2 separate regions of the Homo sapiens genome follow, and region 1 is linked to region 2. The links are chromatin loops, found by intact Hi-C in ENCODE. Cell type or tissue: CD4-positive, alpha-beta T cell. All regions are shown on one strand. Links, peaks and the distances in the headings refer to the core of each region. The heading gives the core; the rest is flanking DNA.

Region 1 (9,119 bases), core at 627-8,626, 110 kb before region 2:
ATTACAGGCATGGGCCACCGCGCCCGGCCTGACTTATCTTTTAAATGTGCTCTATGATATTGCTGTTGAATCTTCTGGTTAATTTATTACTTTGTAAATCTAACAGTGTTTTCCTAGAATGAGTAATCGGCCTTCTGATTTATCAGTCATATACAGATGAAATTTTGTATGTCGAATTTGCTTCTGATACATTTGTACTTGTACTTTACCTCCTCTCTTCAGGAACATCTCATGAAATTCTTTCAGACAAATTTTTACAGGGAAAAGAAGATCAAAGCCTAGAGATTCAGTGAGGCCTTATTGAAGGGGGTAAATTCATGATTCATAACATTAGGTCCAGATGGAATATTGGCATCCATTTCGCAATATGTAAGGCCAATGGTATGTACTGAAATGTTTCAGTCTTTATAACTTTGGCATATATGGAAGCTTTCACCTGTGGGACATTTTGCGGGGTTTTGTTGTACTCTAGATCAGTGGATTGCAAACTTTGGTGTGCCCTAGAATCACCTGGAGGGCTTATTGAAACACAGATTCCCAGGCCCCCACCACAAGAGTTACAGGTTCAGCTGGCCTGTGGTGGGGCATGAGAATTTTCATTTCTTAGTTCCCAGATGATGAGATGCTGTTGGTCCAGGCAGCAACATTTGAGAACACTGCTCTAGAGTATCAGAGGCTGTCTGCCATGATAAGTATTTTGGCTTTGAAATATGGATTGCAAACTTTGAAAGGGTGTCATTTAATTTTTGGCAAAAGGAATTAATATATACATATTTCAATATTAAATAGGATGTTCAGGGTAGGCTGATTGAAAAGGTGAGAGTTGAGCAAAGACTTGAAGGAGGAATCTTTTTGTTTTATTTTTTGAGATGGAGTCTCCCTCTGCTGCCCAGTCTGAAGTGCAGTGGCTCGATCTTGGCTCACTGCAAACTCCGCCTCCTGGTTTCAAGCAATTCTCCTGCCTCAGCCTCCCCGAGTAGCTGGGACTACTGCACCACCCCACCCAGCTAATTTTTGTGTGTGTGTATTTTTAGTAGAGATGAGGTTTCACCATGTTGGCCAGGCTGGTCTCGAACTCTTGACCTCAGGTGATCCACCCGCCTCGGCCTCCCAAAGTGCTGGGATTACAGGGGTGAGCCACCGCGCCTGGCCATGGAGGATTCTCCTTATGCTTTAGCATTAATATCACGTTTAAAATTTATTTGCCAACGAGTCATTAATGTGTGTATTTTTACCTTTTTAAAATAGCACGCATACTTTACAAGTGATTTTTTTAAAGTAGGTAAAAGTAGAGTTTAGTTTTGCTCAATATCAAGGTCCATCTGTGAAAGACCTGAATCTGTGTCATTTTGCTGTTTTTCTCAAGATTTTATTCCACCAACCACCAATGCCACATATTCACTAGTAGGACATAGTATCCATGAGACTGAGAAAGGGAAGCTGCCATGCCAATGACCTATATTTAGCTCTGAAACTCAGGCCACTGCTCCAATCCACTGGAAACTCTCCATCCTCCAAGATAGAGGTCACAATCCCCAGTTGAAAAACACTGCAACATGCCAAAGAATGAAGAGGACCATTTCCAAGAGTTTAATTGCTTTGCGGTTCCATTATTAAGTTATGAGACTTCAGAAATTTTTAGTTCTGAAGGTGTTCATTCATTTGTCAAGAAACAAATTGCCAACCTAAATGAGGGAGGAAAAAACCAGCAAATTCCATGTCCTTTCTATCCTCAGAAGCCATTATAAGCTTCAAGCCATCCTTCCATACCATTGGAGGTCTTCTCAAGAAGCTGGTATGAAGTATCCTGAAGAGGCATAAGCAATGAGTTTGGGCTAGTGTGGTCTAGAATCAAAAAGAGTCATTCAGCATCTATTTAATAGTAGACTCAGATCATTTAAAATTGCCTAAAACTCCAGAACTGTGCTGTCCAATACGGTACTCACTAGTAACATGTGGCTATTTGAATTAACTTAAATTTGAATTAGCTTAAATTTTAAAGTTCATTTTCCCAGTCACACTATCCACATTTCAAGTGGTCCATAGCTACACCCAGCTAGTAGCTACCATATCGGACAGCACAGATTTATGGCACATTTCCATGACTGCCCAAAGCTCTATTGAACAGCCCTGGTCTAGAATGATTCTGGGTCCTTCAGATCATGAGAGGCTCACACTCGTGCACCACTGGTTCTCAACTCTGCCTGTATGGAGAATCACCCAGAAACTTAAAAGCAAAATGTCTATGCCCTACCCTAAAAAGTTTTGGTTTAGTTGGACTGGATGGGATCTGGAAATAAATATTTCCCAAAAGTTGTCCATGGGATCCTAGCAGTCAGGGTTGAGAATTGCTAAGTTATAGAGACAGGCTTACGGCTATTGAAGCAACCCACTAAACCAAAAATTTGGGGGAGGTTTTTGTAGACTAGCCAGGCTACTTCTCATCTCCATCTTTCAAAACCTACTATCCATCTCCTAGGAGGTGAGGGAGGCCCAGACCTACATAAAGATTAATGACAGTGAAACCAGTTCTGTGGAGTGAAGCAAAAAATTGACTGCCTAATGAACACAAACTTTTGCTGGAAGAAAACCAGCCCTGTAACTCCTCTTCAGTTATGAGTTATTTGATGCCCTTCAGAGTGGGTCTTATATATTGAAAGGCTATTCAGAAGTTAATTCCAGTTTTTAAAATATATATAAAAAGTTTTTAGCTTATATATTCAAAGTAGTAGTTCTCCATTATGCTTTAAAATTTAGTATACAAATCTTATCATATTCATAAATCTTGCAAATTTTAGAAATCATGATCCTTTAAATAATATCTGGTCTTATCTGTAGCATGACTTAATTAAACACCTCCCAACTTTTTACACTGAATTTATAAATTTAGTACATATAATTGCCTTCTTTAGTACTTTGTAACATTTTCAAGAAGCTAAAATCTTACAGATCTAATAATTTAACTTCTAAACATGGTAACTCTTAAGTTTGCTCTAATGTTTCAATAATACACATAAACTTAGTAAGAATTCTGCTTAAAAGTCTAATAGGCTGACCTCTTACTCCATTAGGTCAAGTGTTCTTAAATAGTGCAATTACTTACACTACAAAAAAATGCAGTACTTTCGACAGCACATTCTAAATCTTTCTGGAGTTAAAATATGCTTACCTGTTAAAAGAACCGTTATGACCTACCCAAACAATTTGGGGTGTTGTCTTCCCAAGTAAATTTTTTGGTCTGCCTTCTTAGCTTGTTCAAATTTTTTGACGAACAGTGGTTTTGGTTGGAACACAACTAGATCCTTGTTTGAGACACTGATGGGGTGTACTGAGCCTTATTTATATTTACTGTATTTTTTATTTTAAAAAAAGGTATTCTGAAGGCCTACTTGTCTTAGATATTGAGTCGTATCATTTCTTATTTTCAAGTCATGTTAGAATCTATGGCTACATCAATTGAAAAATACCTGGATTTTGCACTTCCTAACCTTTTAGAATATGTAGCTGTCTTTTATATCTAAATCTAAATACCTTTGAATTTGGCAGAATGTCATATTCTTTCACATTGTCTCGTAGAACAATCAACTCTTCCAGATATTTCTGATCCTTGACTGACTGAATTTCTCTCATGGCTTTGTCTGGCTATGTGGTCACAATTTCCAATGTTATTCTATTGACAAGGTTTTTTAGCTTCCAGAATAGCTGACCAGAAGCCTCTCCATCCACATTTCTATTGCAGACATTAGGAGAACACTTGAAGTACACGGCTTTGTCTGATCTGTTCAGAGTTCCTAACTTTGCCCTTTACTACCAATTGTCCAGACCCTCAGTTTCTTCTTCTATCAAACAAAGTAATATTACTTAATCTCACATGGCTGTTGAGAGAACACAATGAGTTTGTGCATCTAAAGTGCCTTGAATAGCGCTAGACTTGCCATAAGTACTCAAGATGTACTCTAAGTTCTGTATTTCTTAGACAAACCTGATTTCAGAGATCAAAATAGGCCTTACACAGTGCGACGCGAATTTAAAAGATTACCGCATTCAGGTGTATGGATTTTGCAGTATTAAAGATGCTGCCTGGAATAGGTCATTATCTTCTCCAAGTACTCTGTTAAGTCAATGAGTCACATAGAGTATAAGGTTTATTATCTGCTTTTCTTTCATTAAATAAATCTTTATTGAATTTCTACTACATTAAAAAACCAAACCAAAACAAAACAAACAAAAAAAACACTTCCCTGAGCCATAAAGGAAAAGGTAGTTTTGACTGGAACCTTGAAGGATGGGTAAACTTTCAGCAGATAAAGATTGAGAGAAGACCTTCCAGGTAGAGAAAGCAGTGTGGGCACAGGCAAAGATGGAAGAACACACGTGGCTGTGGGAAACACAGCTAGAAGCCAGTGCGGATAGAGAGTAGGCTATGATGTGCAGAGGTTAGACACTGGGAGAGACAGGTCCATGAGAGTAGCTTGGACTAACACAGGGAGGGTTTGGAATCCCAAGCTGGGGAACCTAGAAATCAGGCATTGCCCACAGAGCACCAGTTCAAATGCTTGCGTCAATTGCCAGAAAATGATGAAGGGATAAATAAAGAGAGAACTACTTCTTTCTTTTATTTGTCTGTTAACCCATTGGCATTGTGGAGGGAAACTCCAACAGTCTGGGTCTCTTGCCAGGTAAGTTTTGATGGCGGAGTAAAGAGAAGTAGAAAAGGTTGGAAGTTTGGGACAATTTTCAGTAAGTGTGGACACTGGACAGCAGGGGGCAGCATAAGGGCACCAAAAAGTTGAAAGACGCAGAAGACATTCGCTTATGTAACATTTCCTGACAATTATGAGTTTACATTTATAAGGCTACTTATATTAGTAACTTAGCATTCTTCTCCCAAAAATGAACAGAAAATGACAGAGAAAAGACGAAAGAAAAATAACAATTGCACTGTGTTAGGCTGGCTAACAGCAGAATGGCACTGCTGTTTATTTGAGAGGATAGAAACAGGCAGTTGTCTGCTTATTATTTCCTTTCAAATAAATACAAACTCAGAATTCAATACAAATGTGTACATTTCAATTGGAAAACACACCTTTATATGACTTTACGATTTTGCATTTTTAAAAATACATTTGTTCAGCTATACTGTATTCACAAGTTTCCCTAGTGAAAAAGTGGGGAAACTTGAAAAAATATATCATTTAAAAAGAATTGAAAGTTTAATATACATGTTATTTTATATGCCAATATATGGAATTTTAAATTTTGAGTTGTTATGATTATGAAATTTTCTGGACTTTTAAATTAAAATTTTTTCTTTATGTCTAAAATTCAAAATTATCTACATTACATTTAATCAGATTTTTCTAGTGAAATTCATCTCTTACTAGCCTTTTTAAAAGTTTCTTCAGCTATTGTTTTAAAAAAGTTTGGGGCCGGGGACGGTGGCTCATGCCAGTCTTTACATTAATAAGAATAGCGAAAGGCTGGGTGTGGTGGCTTATGCCAGTAATCCCAGCACTTTGGGAGGCCGAGGTGGGCAGATCACTTGAGGTCAGGAGTTCGAGACCAGCCTGGCCAACATGGCAATACCTCTACTAAAAATACAAAAATTAGCCAGGTGTGGTGGCTGGCGCCTGTAATCCCAGCTATTCAGGAGGCTGAGGCAGGAGAATCGCTTGAACCCAGCAGCTGGAGGTTGCAGTGAGCCAAGATTGTGCCACTGCACTCAAGCCTGGACAACAGAGCAAGACTCTTTCTCAAAAAATTAAAAATACATACATACATACATACATACGTACATAGTTTGGATGGTTAGTGATGTTAAGAGTGGAAAACTGGAAATTTCCACGTAGATTTTTTTTTAGCTCTGGAATTTGCCATGGCAAAGGCTACATTATACTCACCTGCAATCTCTCCATCCAACTTGTGAGGAAGATGGTAGCACACTGCTTCATACCCTCACACTTAAGGAGAAACCTCTCTGTCTGTGTTCCTTCATGATTCTTTCAATGCCTGTCACACGTTTTGAAGGCTGTGATCACTGTGTGGGTTGCACTCTGTGTGCTGCTTTTTGTTCTGTCATTTTGCTTTTTTATATATACCTCTTTACATGTATTGATATAATACCTCATATTTATCACTATAAATGGCCAAAAAAAATTGATGGCAGACTATTCTTATGATTATTGAATACTGATTTCCAATTTTAATAAGGAAAATCTGAAACAATGAATAAATTTGGGGCTTAAGCTGGTTAGCATTAAACTTCATTCTTCAATATCATAATTGAAAATAAAGTACTCTGTAAGGTAACTTCATGAAAAATTACCTATTTTTTTATTTTAATCATTTGTAAATCTGGGCATATAAAGATATCAAGTTATTTAAAATGTTACCTTTCAAACTAGAGTTTACAAGCAGGGTGTGCCTGCTTGTGTTTATAGGAAGTAAGTTCACTAACGGCAAGAGCAACATTTTCTTTTATATTTCCCCTGGCTTATAGTACAATGCTTTTGCACAGAGGTGGGGCCCAATAAACAAAACAAGGTTAGGAAAACTTATTAAAGCATCATATGAAACATAAACATGTTTTGTAATGTAGATTTAAAAGTACTCGTGGTCGTTGTTGTTGTTGTTTTTAGCCTGAGTTTCGCTTTTGTTGCCCAGGCTGGAGTGCTGTGGCATGGTCTCGGCTCACTGCAACCTCCTCTTCCCGGGTTCAAGCGATTCTCCTGCCTCAGCCTCCCAAGTAGCTGGGATTACAGGCACGCGCCACCATGCCATGTTAATTGTGTATTTTTAGTAGAGACGGGGTTTCACCATGTTGGCCAGGCTGGTCTCGAACTCCTGACCTCAGGTGATCCACCCATCTCGGCCCCCCAAAGCGCTGGGATTACATGTTTGAGCCATTGCACCTGTCCTTTTTTTTTTTTTTTTTTTTTTTTTTTTTTTTGTGAGACGGAGCTCTCTCTGTTGCCCAGGTTGGAGTGCAGTGGCGTGATCTCGGCTCAGTGCAACCTCTGCCTCCCGGGTTCAAGCGATTCTCCTGCCTCGGCCCCCCAAATAGCAGAGATTACAGGTGCACCACTATGCCCAGCCAGTTTTTTCTTTTTTGAATTTTAGTAGAGACAGGGGTTTCACCATGTTGGCCAGGCTGGTCTGGAACTCCTGACCTCAAATGATTCACCTGCCTCAGCCTCCCAAAGTGCTAGGATTACATGCATGAACCACGTCCCCGGCCTAAATGTACTCTTCATATTTCCATCATATGTTTCAAATTGTGAAAGTGGTTAGAGTGCGACTGTTATTGTTCTTGTTGTTGTTGTTGGTATTTTTCTCAGTGCCTAAATAAGACTGTGCTAATTATTTTCTTACATAGAAATTCTCCTCACTTTCTAGTGAAACTATCAGACTAATTGCAGATCTTTTATTACTAGATGGTTATTTTGATCTGCTTTAGCCTTTATGCTAAAGTTTGCATCTTTTCATATTAATTCTGAGTCCTTGTTATCTAGTTTTAGTGACATTTATAAACAACACTGATTCCTCAAATCACATTTGAGCACACTTAAGGCAGAGTTACTTCTACTAACCATCCTGTAAGACCATTTTGTTTAAGCGTCAAGTGTCACCAATTACTAACTAATAGGCCATAACCTCTCTGACTCAGGGATTGAAGTTACGTTCCCTAGGGCATGTCTTCCAGAACTTTTTCTCTTATACTTCTCTTAGTGCTTTCTTTACTATGTAAACCAGGGGTATCCAATCTTTTGGCTTCCCTGGGCCACATTGGAAGAAGCAGAATCCTCTTGGGCCAAAAAATATACAAACGATAGCCGATGAGCTAAAAAAAAAAAAAAAAAAATCATGAAAAAATTCTCGTAATATTTTAAGAAAGCTTATGAATTTGTGCTGGGCTGCATTCAAAGCTGTCCTGGGCTGCGTGTGTCCCACAGGCCACAGGTTGGAAGGTTGCAGGTTGGACGAGCTTGATAAATATATAGTTAGAAAATACCAAAGGCATAGTTTCTTTAGAAATCACATGTCTCAAAGTAAATTATCTTTTCTTGGCTTTTTACATTTAAAAAATTTCATGTATTCCCTATTTTCTATAAACTACAAAAAATAAAAATAAAAACAATAATAAAATTTGAGAGTTGAAAGAGTTGGGAAGGGTCGAGTCTCACTCCTTCTTTTCAAAGTTGAGGAGATGGAAGCCCAGGGATATTAACATCAAGACCATTCAACTAGGTGGTGGCAGAGCCAGGATTGAAACTTACATTCTTTAAAATAAAAGCTTGCAAATAACTTTGTAATACAGTTAAGGTAACCTAGCATGGGTTAATTTTTAATTCATTGATGACTCTAATTATAAAAATGTCACATGGCTTAAAAAAATTTTTGCTTTTTAAAAATACCCTGAGTAACCAACATGATGGGGCTGGGCACAATAGCTCATGCCTGTAAGCCCAGCACTTTGGGAGGCTGAGGCGGGCAGATCACCTGAGGACAAGAGTTCGAGACCGGCCTGGCCAACATGGTCTCTACTAAAATACAAAATCTACTAAAAGTCTCTACTAAAAATACAAAAATTAGCCGGTGTGGTGGTGGGCACCTGTAATCCTATCTACTTGGGAGGCTAAGACAGGAGAATCACTTGAACCCGGGACACAGAGGTTGCAGTGAGCCGAGATCACGCCATTGCACTCCAGCCTGGGTGACAAGAGTGAAACTCCATCTAAAAAAAAAAAAAAAAAAAAAAAAAAAAAATGCCAACATGATGGACACGATACTATTATAAAATTAGACTTTTTCTCTGTACATAAAATTGTTTTGTTTTTTATTCCCACTGAGAATTAAGAAAAGAGAATATTTTAAGAAAGACCATTATACAGAGGATAGTTCAAAATTCATGCTGAAGAGCTATTGCTTTTCAAGTAGATTGAGCAAGTTTAGCTATTTGGAAAAGCACAGTTATCGGAACAACTCAAGAAAACAAAGGCAAAAAGAGTTCTGTTAAGACAGAAGAAAGGAAACTATATATTGGAAATACACACAATAGTGTCCCCTACAAGCCTGGTGTAAAGAAGCGTATATATACATGTGTGTGCACACTAGTATTT
Region 2 (9,119 bases), core at 446-8,445:
AAACTCTTCCTAAATGTCAAGGGATCCTGCGTAGCCAAAACAATCTTGAGAAAGAACGATGCTGGAGGGCTCACACTTCCTGATTTCAAACCTTACTAAAACCTACAGTAATCAAAACAATGTGGTAATGGCATTAAGACAGATATAGAGGCCGGGCGTTGTGGCTCACAGCTGTAATCCCAGCACTTTGGAAGGCTCAGGCGGGTGGATCACTTGAGGTTAGGTGTTCAAGACTCAGCCTGGCCAACACGGCAAAACCCTGTCTCTAATAAAAACACAAAAATTAGTTGGACATGGTGACGCACGCCTGTAATCCCAGCTACTTGGGAGGCAGAGGCAGGACAATTGCTTGAACCCGGGAGGTGGAGGTTGCAGTGAGCCAAGATTGCACCACTGCACTCCAGACTGGGCAACAGAGCGAGATTCTATCTCAAAAAATAAAAATAAAAAAATAAAATGAGGCTGGCACGGTGACTCACGCCTGTAATCCCAGCACTTTGGGAGGCCGAGACAGGCAGATTACCTGAGGTCAGGAGTTCGAGACCACCCTGACAAACATGGAGAAACCTCATCTCTACTAAAAGTACAAAATTAGCTAGGAGCGGTGGCGCATGCCTGTAATCCCAGCTACTTGGGAGGCTGAGGCAGGAGAATCGCTTGAACCCGGGAGGCAGAGGTAGGTTGTGGTGAGCCAAGATCGCGCCACTGCACTCCAGCCTGGGCAACAGAGCAAGACTCCATCTCTCAAAATAAAATAAAATTATAATAATTAAATAAATTAATAAAATGTAAGACTGAAAACTCTAGAACTTTTAGGAGAAAACAGAAAGAAAAAGCTTCTTGGATTTGTTCAGATTTATCTGATACGATACCAAAGGCATAAGCAACAAAAGAAAAAATGCACAAATTAGATTACATCAAAATGTAAAACTTCTGACCCAGCTCGGAGGTTCATGCCTGTAATCCCAACACTTTGAGAGGGCAAGGTGGGAGGATTGCTTGAGGCCATGATTTCAAGACCAGCCTGGGCAACATACTAAGACACCATCTCTACCAAAAAAAAAAAAAAAAAAAAGGGCATAATGGTATATTCCTGTAATCCTAGCTACCCAGGAGGCTGAGGGAGGAGGATTGCTTGAGCCCAGAAGGTTGAGACTGCATTCAGCGGTAATCGTAACACTGCACTCCAGCCCAGGAAACAGAGGGCACCCTGTCTCAAAAAATAAAAATAAAAGCTTCTGGCTGGGCACCGTGGCTCACACCTGTAATCCCAGCATTTTGGGAGGCCAAGGCGGGCAGATCACAAGGTCAGGAGTTTAACACCAGCCTGACCAACACGGTGAAACCCCGTCTCTACTAAAAATACAAAAAATTAGCCGCGTGTGGTGGCGGGCGCCTGTAGTCCCAGCTACTCGAGAGGCTGAGGCAGGAGAATGGCGTGAACCCGGGAGGCGGAGCTTGCAGTGAGCCGAGATCTCGCCACTGCACTCCAGCCTGGGCACAGAGCGAGACTCTGTCTCAAAAAAAAAAAAAAAAAAGTAGAATTACCATATGACCTAGGGATTCCACTTCTAAGTATACATCTCAAAGAATTGAAAGCAAGGTCTTGAAGAGATATTTGTACATTTATATTCATAGCAGCATTATTCACAACAGCCAAAAGGTAGAAACAAAGTGCCCATCAACAAGGAAAATGTGGTGTATACATACAATGGAATATTATTCAGCTTTTAAAGCGGAGCTTGCAGTGAGCCGAGATCGCCCCACTACACTCCAGCCTGGGTGAAAGTTCGAGACTTCGTCTCAAAAAAAAAAAAAAAAAAAAAAACAGAAAACAAAAAACAAAAAAACAGGGAAATCCTGTCACATGCTACAACATGGATGAACCTTGAGGACATTATGCTAAGTGAAATAAAAGTCACAAAAAGACAAATGTGGTATGATTCCACATATTGAGGTATCTAAAGTACTCAAACTCATACAAATAAAAAGCAGAAAGATGGTCGCCAGGGACCAAGGGAGGAGGAAATAGGAAATTGTTATTTAATAGGTATAGTGATTCAGTTTTACAAGAGGAGGCCAGGCGCGGTGGCTCACACCTGTAATCCCAGCACTTTGGGAGACCAAAGTGGGCAGATCACCTGAGGTTGGGAGTTCGAGACCAGCCTGACCAATATGGTGGAACCCCGTCTCTACTAATAATACAAAAAATTAGCCAGGCACGGTAGCGGGCGCTTGTATTCCCAGATACTTGGGAGACTGAGGTGGGAGAATTGCTTGAACCCAGGAGGCAGAGGTTGCGCGGTGAGCCGAGTCACTGCACTCCAGCCTGGAGTTTTACAAGATGAAAAGAACTCCGGACATTGGTCGCACAACAATGTGAAGATACTTAGGACTACTGAACTGCACAGTTAAAAATAAAGAAAGGCTGGATGCGGTGGCTGGGGCCTGTAATTGAGTGCTTTGGGAGGCTGAGGCAGGAGGATTGCTTGAAGAGTTTGAGACCAGACTCTTGCAAGAAAGCAAGACCCTGTCTGTACAAAAAATAAAAAAATTAGCTGGGTGTAGTGTGCCTTGTAGTCCCAGCTACTCGGGAGGCTGGGGCAGGAGGATCACTTGAGTCCCAGAGTTCAAGGTACCACTGTATTCCAGCCTTGGTGACAGAGCGAGATCGTGTCTCTAAATAAATAAATATATAAATATATATATATATAAAAAGATGTAACTTTTATGCCATATATATTTTACCACAGTTAAAAATTTCTGGCTAGATGCGGTGGCTCACGCCTGTAATGCCAGCATTTTGGGAGGCCGAGGTGGGTGGATCACCTGAGGTCGGGAGTTTGAGACCAGCCTGACCAACACTGAGAAACCCCGTCTCTACTAAAAGTACAAAATTAGCTGGGCGTGGTGGTGCATGCATGCCTGTAATCCCAGCTACGTGGGAGGCTGAGGCAGGAGAACTGCTTGAACCTGGGAGGCAGAGGTTGTGGTGAGCTGAGATTGTGTCATTGCACTCCAGCCTGGGCAACAAGAGCGAAACTCCGTCTCAAAAAAAGAAAAAAAAGAGTATTATTTCTGTTCACTGTCTTTTTTTTTTTTTTTTTTTTTTGAGAGAAAGAATGGGTCTCACTCTGTCACCCAGTCAGGAGTGCAGTGCAGTGGCACGACACAACCACAGCTCACTGCAGCCTTGAACTCCCAGGCTCGAGTGATCCTCCCACCCTAGCCTCCCGCATAGGTGGGACTACAAGTGCACACCATTACGACTGGCTGATTTTTATTTTTTTTATTTTTTGTTGCCAGGACTGGTCTCGAACTGTTGGGCTCAGGCGATCCTCCTGCCCTGGCCTCCCCAAGTGCTAGGATTACAGGTGTGAACCGCCACACTGGGACTGTTCACTGTCTTCTTTTGGAGCAAGAGGCTTGGGGAGAGGGAAGTAAAAAGGATCACAGAGACCTGGTGGGGGAAGTGTCAAGCCTACAGTTCTGTGTTTGGACCTCTATAGGTCTGCTGCATTTTTCATAGCTGTCCTTTCTGCCCAGGACAGCTTGGACCAAACCCCCCTCCAGCAGAAGTCCCTGGGCCTGGTCCAAGCCTACACATCCCACATCTCCATGCAAACACACCTCTTTAAATATTAATGATAGAGAGACGGGCCAAAGTTAGTGGCTCTGGAATTCATTCTAATGTAGATAGAGAGATGGCCCAAAGTTAGTGGCTCTGAAATTCATTCTAATGTAATCAAAAGCAAAAAGAGCCAGATCTCTGAGACCATAGGTGGTAAACTGGCCGATAAAACATTCTACATTCTCGCTAAACATTTGGTAATTGCCTGCTAATTTGGCCACTTGATTAGTGATGGGGGAAGTCACTGGTGCCGCCTAGTGGCAATCTTTGGGAACGAGCGAAACCGCATAGCTGCCCAGAAATCGTGGACAATGAAAGGCCCAGTTAGGTGACAAAGTGCAAAAACAGAGTGTACCATTTTGCCTCCACTTGTGTTATCAAGAGGGATAGAGATTGGGAACAGGGCTACACATAGACTATCTCTAGAAACGTCACCATGTGATTGGAATGCTTTAAAGTGTTTTTAAGCAATAGATACAGTTTTTCCTTGTGTAAGGAGAGATGGATCACATGGCAAATGCTTACTGAGGCTGTGCCAGCCACTTTTGGACACTGTTTCTCAAAGTCTGGTCCTCCGACCACCCGCATAGGAATCACTTGACACGCTGATAAAAATGCATATCCTGGCCGGGTGCGGTGGCTCACGCCTGTAATCCCAGCATTTTGGGAGGCCGAGGTGGGAGGATCACTTGAGGTCAGGAGTTCGAGACCAGCCTGGCCAACATGGTGAAACCCCGTTTCTACTAAAAATACAAAATTAGCTGGGCGTGGTGGCTTGGGCCTGTAATCCCAGCTAGGAAGGCTGAGGTGGGAGAATCGCTTGAACCTGGGAGGAGGACGTTGCAGTGAGCTGAGACCATGCCACTGCACACCAGGCTGGGCAACAGAGTGGGATTCCATCTAAAAGAAAAAAAAAAAAAAACCTGGGCGCGGTGGCTCACACCTGTAATCCCAGCACTTTGGGAGGCCGAGGCAGGCGGATCACCTGAGGTCAGGAGACCAGCCTGGCCAACAAGGTGAAACCCCGTCTCTACTAAAAATAAAAAATTAGCCAAGTGTGGTGACATGCAACTGTGGGCCCAGCTACTCAGGAGGCTGAGGCAGGAGAATCGCTTGAGCCCAGGAGGTGGAGGTTGCAGTGAGCCAAGATGGCACCACTGCACTCTAGCCTGGGTGACAGAATGAGATGCTGTCTAAAAAAAAAAAAAAAAAGCATATCCCCTAACATCATGCAAACCCTACAGAATCCGTGTCTCTGGGAGTGAACATGCAAAACAAGCTCTCTAGGTGAATCTTATGAACAGTTTTTGAGAACCACTTGGATTCAAACAAGTGTAAGAAATTGAAGTGGGAGACTCGGCAACATAGAGAGACCCCCATCTCTACGAAAAATTAAAAATTAGCCCCACACATGTGTGGTCCCAGCCACTAGGGAGGCTAAGGTGAGAGGATTACTGGAGCCCAGGAGATGGAGGCTGCAGTGAGCTATGATCACACGACTGCACTCCAGCCTGGGCAACAGAGCAAGACCCTGTCTCAAAAGAAAGAAAAAGAAAGAAGAAAGAAAGAAAGAAAGAAAGAAAGAAAGAAAGAAAAAGAAAGGAAGGAAGGAAGGAAGAAAGAAAGAAATTCAAATGGTTTATCATTGTTGGTATAGCTGCCTGTCACTGAAATTCTTGTGTATAATCTGACCCAGATGAAAGGAGTCCAAGGGGACAGGACTATTAAATCTGTGTGATCCTTCACGGATCCTCTTCCGGAAAAAGGACAAGAGTGGGAAAATTGATGAAATTCGAAAAGTGTCTGAATTAGTTAATAGCATTGCTACACTGCCAATTTCCTTGTTTTGATCATTGACCTGTGATGATATCTCAAGTATTAACTTTTAGGGAAATTGGGTGAAGGCTCTGTGGAAATTCTTTGCACTACTTTTTTCCTAGCTTCTTTGCAAGGACAAAATTTTTTGAGAATAAAAACTTACAATTTTTAAAAAAAAATTCAGTTTCCCATTTGGTAAGGGAACTTGTTAGGAATATAGATTCTCGGCCAGGTGCAGTGGCTCATGCCTGTAATCCCAGCAGTCTGGGAGGCCAAGGCAGATGGATTGTCTGAGGTCAGGAGTTCCAGACCAGCCTGACCAACAAGGTGAAACCCCATTTCTACTAAAAATACAAAAATTAGCTGGGCGTGGTGGCAGACACCTGTAATCCCAGCTATTTGGGAGACTGTGGCAGGAGAATCGCTTGAACCTGGGAGGCGGAAGTTGCAATGAGCTGAGATTACGCCATTGCACTCGAGCCTGGGTGACAAGAGTGAGACTTCGTCTCAAAAAAAAAAGAAAGAAAGAAAGAAAGAAATACAGATTCTCAGCAACACCCCCAAGAACTAATCCAGAATCTACAGTTTAATTAGAGATCCCCAGAGGGATCTTGTGGATTCTCATTCATATGCTCACTGAATTCTCAGAAAGAAAACTGTACCCATATCCTCATTTTATTGATGTGGGAAATGAAACTCAGAATCATCACCTGTGGGTGCGGTGGCTCATGCCTGTAATCCCAGCACTTTGGGAGGCCCAGGTGGGAGGATCACTTGAGCCTAGGAGTTCAAGACCAGCCTGGCCAACATGATGAAACCCTGTCTCTACTAAAAATACAAAAATTATCCAGGCGTGGTGGCACACACCTGTAATCTCAGCTACCCAGAAGGCTGAGGTTGGAGGATCACCTGAGCCCGGGAATTTGAGGCTGTAGTGAGCCATGATTCTACCACTGCACTCCAAGCCTGGGTGAAGGGAGTGAGACCCTGTCTCAAAAATAGAATCATCACCTGAGCAAATAAGTGGCCCAGATTTGAACCCATGTCTAGCTGACACTAAAGCCCATTCTTTTAATAAGCTGCCTGCCATCTGGTGCAGATATAAAATTTATTATCACATGCAAGCCTGGGACTCAGTTCCTCCAAACCCTGTTTTCTGGTTTCGTGCCTGAAGGCAGAGAGATGCATTGGAGAGAGCCCTGCACTGCCCTCCAGAGCCACAGTCTGGTCCCACATCATGCCACACTGCAGTCCTGGAGGTTGCCAAGGCCTTGCAGGAACTCAGCCTCCTCCTCTGCAGGGTAAAGGGGCAGGACAGACACTGGTTCACACTGTCTTCCACAGCTCTGGCAGTTAGCTTCTGGTTACCTTTATCCAGGCCCTACGGGTCACTGGGGCAGTGGGGTAGGGAGGATAGCCCCCCATATGTGCTTTCATCTCAGCTGGCCAGTGGAGGTCTTCAGACCCCAAGAAGTGGGTGACACCTCTCATTGGTGTCCTTTCCCCCTCCTGTGCCCCAAATACTGCACGCTTCTCTTTTCCCAGACCCCTGGCCTTTACCTCCTGCCAATAAGATTATCCTCTCAACTAGATGCCTGGGGCAGAAAGACCTAAATCAACAAATGCTCTTTGCAGTGTTTGCTGGAACAGCTTGCAGATCACAGACTGGTGCTCCCAGCCTTGGAGAAGCGGAGCTCAGGTGGTGAAATCTCAGACATGACTGTGAGCTGGGGAGGAACCTTCCCAGGCCCCTGGGTCTCACCACACACAGGTCTGGTTTTTCAAAGGTAAGCCTATGAGGGAGAAGCTGCCAGGTCATTAACACTACCGCCTGGGAGGAGGAAAGTGGTTTCAGCCACACCCAGTCCTGATGACACATCTGGAGGCTACTCCAGGGTAAGCCCAGTGAGAAGTCTGAGCTTTGCATCCTTTTAGAGTGTATCCTTCAGAAAATTTCGCGCAAAGGTTGTCTTTCCCTGGCTTCCTTTCTTGTCTCAACCCCATTGTATTGGCATGTGGTGGGATGGGGAGAAATGGAGATTGAGAGAATGAAATTAGAATGATAGAAACGTCCTGAAAATCCATTCAAACTGTCAGAGGTATTTGAACCAGAGCAACTCCATCTGGAGTAGGGGCTGGATAAAATGAGGCTGAGACCTACTGGGCTGCATTCCCAGGTGGTTAAGGCATTCTAAGTCACAGGATGAGATAGGAGGTCGGCAAAAGATACAGGTCATAAAGACTTTGCTGATAAAACAGTTTACACTAAAGAAGCCGGCCAAAACCCACCAAAGCGAAGATAGCGATGAGAGTGACCTCTGGTCAACCTCACTGCTATACTCCCACCAGCGCCATGACAGTTTATAGATGCCATGGCAACATCAGGAAGTTACACTATATGGTCTAAAAAGAGGAGGCATGAATAATCCACCCCTTGTTTAGCATATCATCAAGAAATAACCATAAAAATGGTCAACCAGCTGCCCTCGGGGCTGCTCTGTCTATGGAGTAGCCATTCTTTTATTCCTTTACTTTCTTAATAAATTTGCTTTCACTTTACGGACTCACCCTGAATTCTTTATTGCACGAGATCCAAGAATCCTCTCTTGAGGTCTGGATCAGGACCCCTTTCCTGTAACAAAACCAGGAGTGGAGAGAAAAGGGCCCTTCAAATTCCAGTAGCACAAAGGGTCTTTCTTTTCTTTCCTTCCTTCCTTCCTTCCTTCCTTCCTTCCTTCCTTCCTTCCTTCCTTCCTTCCTTCCTCCTTTCTTTTTTTATTTTTCTGGAGTCTTGCTCTGTCACCCAGACTGGAGTGCAGTGGCACAATCATGGCGCAATCTAGGCTCACTGCAGCCTTCATCTCCCACATTCAAGCGATCCTCCTGCTTCAGCCTCCCGAGTAGCTAGGACTACAGGCATGCACCACCATACATAGCTAATTTTTAAAATTTTATTAATTTTTTTTTATTTTTAGTAGAGACAGGGTTTGGCCATGTTGGCCAGGCTGGTCTCAAACTCCTGACCTTGGGTGATCTGCCCGCCTTGGCCTCCCAAAGTGCTGGGATTACAGGTGTAAGCCACTGTGTCCGGCCTTTTTTTTTTTTTTTTTTTTGAGACCGGGTACTGCTTTGTCACCCAGGCTGGAGTGCAGTGGCTCAATCATATAGCTCATTGCAGTCTCGAACTCCCAGGCATAAGCAATTCTCCCTAATAACTAGGACTACAGACATGTGCCACTATGCCCAGCTAATTTTTTAATATATATCTAGACATGGTGGTCTCGCTACATTACCCAGGCAAGTCTTGGTCTCTCCTCTTGGCCTCCCAAAGTACTGGGGTTACAGGCATGAGCCACTGCACCCCACCAGAGTAGCTTTCCTTCCTAAGAGACACCTACTGCGATAGTTCTGAAACTTGTTTGTCTAAGAATCATAATGGGGTAATTTTCACAGGTGTTGGGCAGGACCCAGGAATATGCATTTTTAATCAGTGTTCAGGCAATTCCACTGAGGAAGTTCTGAAGGTCACTCTCAGAGCTTCTCAAACTTGAGTGAGTATTCCCGGAGATTTTGTGAAAATGCAGGTTTTGATTCAGTGGGTCTGGGGTGCAGCTGAAGGTTCCGCATTTCTAGCAAACTCTGAGAGTCTACTAACACTGCTGGCCCAAGA

The links. Peaks named below come from ENCODE experiments on the same cell type or tissue, not always from the same donor. Only the 100,000 strongest peaks of a DNase experiment are listed, where the experiment ranks them.
Region 1: it touches region 2 in a loop (10-fold over the local background); 66 of 110 quality-filtered maps call a loop at or near these places.

What each region holds. Positions count from the first base shown.
Region 1 is chr10:32,363,650-32,372,768 of GRCh38, reverse strand. All of the region lies in intron 1 of EPC1-AS1 (EPC1 antisense RNA 1), which reads right to left. It also overlaps a transcript of EPC1 not described here. Among named protein-coding and RNA genes, the nearest start is that of EPC1-AS1, 21 kb to the right of the region's middle. In CD4-positive, alpha-beta T cell, for the core only: CTCF peaks have their summits at 4,553 and 4,766 (motif pointing right); DNase peaks (open chromatin) are centred at 888 and 4,758; H3K4me3 peaks cover 445 bases; H3K27ac peaks cover 444 bases.
Region 2 is chr10:32,251,610-32,260,728 of GRCh38, reverse strand. No RefSeq gene overlaps it. Among named protein-coding and RNA genes, the nearest start is that of EPC1, 91 kb to the left of the region's middle. RefSeq lists a silencer at 3,872-3,991 and an enhancer at 6,721-7,221. In CD4-positive, alpha-beta T cell, for the core only: CTCF peaks have their summits at 3,701 and 3,906 (motif pointing left); a DNase peak (open chromatin) is centred at 3,888.